2 separate regions of the Mus musculus genome follow, and region 2 is linked to region 1. Evidence: chromatin loops called from intact Hi-C (ENCODE). Cell type or tissue: left cerebral cortex. All regions are shown on one strand. Each heading gives the region's core, and the rest is flanking DNA. Links, peaks and the distances in the headings are about the cores only.

Region 1 (2,917 bases), core at 297-2,796:
TGGTAGAGCCCCTGCCTAGAATCCCCCAGTGAGGGGCTGGGGGTGTGGCTCAGTGGTAGAGCCCCTGCCTAGAATCCCCCAGTGAGGGGCTGGGCGTGTGGCTCAGTGGTAGTGCATCTGGTTTCACATGGGCACTGCCAGGCTTTTGCAAAAGTAGGAGGACATTTCCACATTAGATCCAACACCACATAAACCAGGTAATTTGGTCCGTGCCTGTAATTATAAAGCCACAGGAGGTTCACACGTTCAAGGTCATCTTTGGCTGTGTAGAGGGAGTTTGAGGCTAGTCTGGGTTACAAGAGACCCTGTCTCCAACAAAAACACACAATGAATTTCTTGTGCAGCAGACCACAGCTCTCTTGGGAGTCGGCACAGGAAGGAGGAGTGTAGGGTATCAGGCACCTTTCCCAACATCTGGGAGACTTACTTAATAGTAGGCTTTCCTTCTTCTTTATTGAGAGAAGGAACTTGCTCCTTGCCCAACCTGTGTACCACACAGGTACTTCCTAGGGCTGTTTTTACCCTTACCTTCAAGATGCAGGCATCTCTGTTTAAAAGCTTTCCTACCCTCCCCTGCTTTAAGGATGAACGACCTGGTGGGGTTGAAGTTTTTGTGGGTTAAAAATTTGGCCCATTGAGAGATGGCTGAGCAGGTATGAGCACTTTTTGCCTTTGCAGAGAACGCAGGTTTGATTCCCAGTACCCACACGGCAGTCTACAATCATCTGTAATCCTAGTTAATGCAGGGGAGCCTCTCCTCCTCAACTCCTGGGCACCAGGCATGCACCAGTGTGGCACACCTACACACCTACAGGCAAAACACTCACACACATCAATGCTTTAAAAACAAAGACAACCTAAAATATTCCAGCTTCCTAACTTACAGCCCACCTGCTTCCTTCTGTTCGAATCCCCATTCCTCTTGTCCCACCGTGGGGGGAATCTTTGGGTACCCCACCAATTGTGCCCCTGCTCTCTTCATACCCAGAGACAGGGAGCTTTCGGGTTTCATCTGACCCCCCTTGCTTACTACTTCAGGGAAGCAGCTTGTACAGGCTCTGGAAGGAGGCTAGCAGCTGCTAACTCCATGTTGGGTCTTGGGTCTTAGGGTCTTGGGTCCGATCCAAAGTGGGGGCACACACATCCTCTGGGTTCTTTTTTTTTTTTTTTCAAGACAGGGTTTCTCTGTGTAGCTCTGACCGTCCTGGAACTCACTCTGTAGACCACGCTGGCCTCGAACTCAGAAATCCGCCTGTCTCTGCCTCCCAAGTGCTGAGATTAAGGGCGTGCGCCACCACTGCGCCAGCACATCATCTCAGGTTTGAGCTGAAGACAGTGAATAACATCCCGTATCATTTACTGAGCATCTATTCTGTGCTCCAACCACCTGTTAAAGGAACAAGGGCTGTGAACAAGAGAGGTTTCTATCTTCACAGATCTTAGTGGTTGAGAAAAGATACAACTAAAAAACAAAACAAAACCAGGGACTACTAATAAAAGAAATGTTATATTTCACACAATTACCCTGGCTGCCTGGAAGCTTCAGAATTCTGGGATCATTATTACCTTTGACCTCTGGGATTTTAGAGTGTGTGTGTGTGAGGGGAGTCACGATGCACAGGGTTACCGCAGTTCTCTCCTTTGTCCACCAGAGGGTGCCATGTCCCCATTTTTACCAGCGTACGTAAAAGCAACCGCTGAACCCATAAGGTTTCCTCCCCTCCCACCCCCAGCGCTCCTTCCTGTCCTGCCTTCTGCCTCCCTACCACTCTCCCGCAGAGCAGATCACTTCTGTTAACAGCAGAGGCAATCGCAATCATTTACCAGCGGTATAGACTTTCCTGGGTTTTAATTGTTAGGATGGAAAGCACTGGAGTGTATGTGGGAGGGGCCCTTGCATTTCATTCCCAGGGCACTTAGGGACGACTCACAGAGGACTTGGGGGATGAGAGTTATGAGAGCGATTTTGCATCTTTGAAAAATCAGTCTGGCTCTTGTTGGGAAACAAAGGAAAGTATGTGAAGCTACTGATGTTTTTGGAGGAAACATAACCATGGAAACTTTTGAAAGCCAGCTCGCTTTCATAAGGGAAGCCAAAATTAATGTGGCCATCCCGTGAGAAGATGCAGAAAGTGACTAGGTTTGTGATGCTCCTGCTGGACCACTGGCGCTAGCTCACCTCAGTGTCCCTCTCTTACCAAAGCTTTTCAGCTCCTCCTTGCTCTGTAGCTGATGGTCCTGCCTTTGCAGAGCTCTGCTTGTCTCCGTGGGGGCTTAGCCGTCAGGATGCTGTCCTCCGCTAAGGGTCCTGGAAACATACAAGCAGGGGCAGGTATTTAATGCACAACACGTAACTGTGATATGAAAACCAGATTATCAGTGTAAGATTTCTGAAGCGGCTTAAAAGGAAGAGGCATCTGACCCTGAAGAGTCGGGTCGGGACCCCCCTTTCAGTCATGGCGACGGGACATTGTCCCATACACGTGGGTGGATGAGAGAACACCTGCAGGAAAAAGATGTGACCCTGTCTATGACCCTGTATAGGAGAGGAAATATCTCTCCCTCTCCCCCTCTCCCCCTTTCCCCCTCTCCCCCTCTCCCCCTCTCCCTCTGCGTGTACTCCAGTAGTCACTCCCTTTCAGATTTACTTTGCCTGCCCGCAAAGGGAGCTGGGAAGTGTAGTCTTTTTTGTTTGTTTGTTTGTTTTAAGGAAACTATCAATCAGGGGATTTGCCTCAGCTTTGAACTCAAAACTTAAAGGGCCAGGAGGCAATAGGGGGCGGGACTTGTAAGCGTAGTACTGGGAGGAAAAGAGGGAGGGTGGGCTGTGATCCAGATGTAACTTGAATAAAAAAGTAAATTATTAAAAAAAAAAAAAAAGACTTCAAGGGCTGTGGATATAAACTAAGAAAAACCT
Region 2 (2,917 bases), core at 310-2,809, 660 kb after region 1:
GGTTCTGATGATGCCAGGTATCTTTGGTTTCTGTCGATTCTGTTCTTATGCTTGCCTCCAGCCATCTGCTTATCTCAAGTGCTCCCTGCCCTCAATATATCTGATTGAAACCTGTCCTTTCTCTAATCTCAGTTGAGTCAGAACTCCTAAGAGTCCAGCTTTCTCTGTGATCCTGTGATTCTGGGTGTGTCAGAGTTATTGGCAGTCAAGTTTCCTCTGAGACCCTGAGATCCTGGTGTGACCAATCTCCTGGGATCCTGCCCGAGTTAGAGCCCCTGGAAATGGTACCTCCTCTGGGGACTGTGGGGCTGTCTGCTGAGTTTGAAACCAAGGTAGAACATTGTCGACCATAAGGAACCCGAGCTGTTGGTTGGGCAGGGCTCCTGTGTCCTGCTCCTGCTGACCCCAGGCACTCTCAATTGTGTTGGATGGATGTTATGTTCCACTTACCAATGATCCTAAGATTCTGGGCATGCTAGGATGCCTAAAGGGTGGAGAGTCCTCTGGGGACCATGGGACCATCCACAGAGTTCATGCCCAAGGTGTCTCAGAGCTGGTACAGACCAGAAGACAGACAGAATCCTCTTGCTTAAGGACCTTGATTCATTCTTCTCTGAGTGGCTCCTGAATATACAGTTATTCCTCCCCACCCTCTTCTCTTCACCTTGTTTGGACAGATCTCAGTGAGGAAGGCTCAAGTTTATTTTTTAACTTCTATTCTTCTTTCATATATTACATATCAACCACAGTTGATATCCTCCCTTCACTCCTTCCAGTCCCTCTTCCTATTTAACCTCTCCCACATATCAACAGAGAAATTTTGCTACACACACACACACACACACACACACACACACACACACTGGAGGCTTGATGCCCAAGCATAAGGAGGATGTTAGAGCGGTGAGGTGGGAGTGGGTGGGTGGAGGAGCACTCTCTAGAGGCAAATGTGAGGGAGGGGGTATGGGATTTTCAGAGGGGGTAAGGGTTGTCAGAGGGGAGACACGGAGGGGGATAATATTTGAAATATAAAATAAATAAAATAACAAGAGAGAGAGAGAGAGAGAGAGAGAGAGAGAGAGAGAGAGAGAGAGAGAGAGAGAAACACAACAGACACAGCAACTCGTGCCCCAGGTGCAAGATCCCTATCTATTAATGGAGGTCCCTGCACAGCCTCTAACTCAGCTGTCCTGCAGCGACAGCTCCGTAATGGTCATGTCCAAACGGAATAGAGATGACAGTAAAGCAACAATATTAATATCCTTTTAGCCAAATCACTGTCCTTGTAGTGCATATGCATTCTGTCTTGTAGTTGCTTGCTGGAAGTTATCGCATTCTCTGATCAGTGTTTTAGTGCCATCTAGCGACAAGTTTCTGGAATGCGACTCAAAAACTCTAGGCAGGGTGGTTGTGCTGTTTTTAATGCAAAGGTGATAATAGTATTTTTACTTTAGGTATAAGAACACATGCTTTAAACTTTATGATAACACGGTATAAAACACGCGTGTTTAGAAAGATAATCCACAGGATGGGAAAGAATACATACAAATTAAAGATTAGTTAAAGGTCTGGCACAGTGGCCACCTTTTAATCTCAGCAGATCAATTTCTGTGAGTTGGAGGCCAGCCTGGTTTACATAGCAAGTTCCAGTCCAGCCAGGGCTACATAGTGAGGCCTTATTTCAAAAATAAAAATCAAAGCCGGGTGTGGTGGCTCACGCCTTTAATCCCAGCACTCGAGAGGCAGAGGCAGGCGGATTTCTGAGTTTGAGGCCAGCATGGTCTACAAAGTGAGTTCCAGGACAGCCAGGGCTATACAGAGAAACCCTGTCTCAAAAAACCAAAAAAAAAAAAATCATGTAAGAAATTAATGCCCAGAAGATAGCACCTAAAATCATCAAAAGAAGCATTCTAATATCAAATTAGACAAAGACCCAAATAGATATTTATACAATGACTACACACAAGTGATCAATAATCAATATGAGAAAAAAAATATCCAACCTACTGATCCCAGGGAAAACAAAGGTCCAGGACTTTAGACTCAACTGGAATTGTTTATGCAAAAAATTCAATTGAAAAAAGTTGTAAAAGTTGAAACCATGCATGCCCCTTGATACTATGAATGCAACAATACTCAGCAGCTCTGAAAACAATGTAGCAATTTTTCTGAAAGGTTAATAGAATTATCATGTGACTCAGCAGTTGCAATTGTGGACATATGGCAAATACAACTGAAAAGAGCAATGTCCAAAGTGGAAGTGACCCAAGTGTTCATCAGTGGAAGGATGGAGAAGTGAAGTGTGGCCAGTTGGTATGCAGAATACTACTCAGACATAGACATCCTGGTCTTGGTTGGATATGATAAATATTGATGATATTATGCCAAACAAAATAAGCCAGACAGAGTTACAATCACATTTTAAAGATATTAGTTATTTGAGAATTTCTTACAATGTATTCAGATAATTTTCATGCCTTTCTTCATTTCTTCCCAGATCCATGCTCCATTCCTTCCCACTGAACTTGTGTCCTTTGTTTTTTTTTTAAATGAATTAAATTTTTGTTGCTTTTGTACTCTTGGATACATGGCATTCTAAAGGAGTGCAATCCCTGAGTGGGAAAGTAAGTCATTTGGATGAAGAGATTCAGATCCCCAGTGCTTAGAGTATGTTTACAAATACCTCAGGTGTTGAGGTTGCCAGTGGATACTCAAATACCTAAAAGTCCCTTCAGAGGAGCTCATAAAAGACCTAAGTCGTTTGTAAAACAAAAATCACAAAACACGCATGGAAGGAGTTACAGAGACAAAGTTTGGAGCTGAGACAAAAGGATGGACCATCTAGAGACTGCCATATCCTGGGATCCATGCCATAATCAACCCCCAAACACTGACACCATTGCATACACTAGCAAGA

The links. Peaks named below come from ENCODE experiments on the same cell type or tissue, not always from the same donor. Only the 100,000 strongest peaks of a DNase experiment are listed, where the experiment ranks them.
Region 2: a loop joins it to region 1, with 16 times the contacts of the local background. A loop is called at or near these places in 11 of 42 quality-filtered maps.

Annotation. Positions count from the first base shown.
Region 1 is chr7:18,872,292-18,875,208 of GRCm38, reverse strand. No RefSeq gene overlaps it. Among named protein-coding and RNA genes, the nearest start is that of Pglyrp1, 11 kb to the left of the region's middle. In left cerebral cortex, for the core only: a CTCF peak has its summit at 1,632 (motif pointing right); a DNase peak (open chromatin) is centred at 1,706; H3K4me3 peaks cover 902 bases; H3K27ac peaks cover 654 bases.
Region 2 is chr7:18,209,573-18,212,489 of GRCm38, reverse strand. No RefSeq gene overlaps it. Among named protein-coding and RNA genes, the nearest start is that of Mill1, 34 kb to the left of the region's middle. In left cerebral cortex, for the core only: a CTCF peak has its summit at 1,364 (motif pointing left); a DNase peak (open chromatin) is centred at 1,343.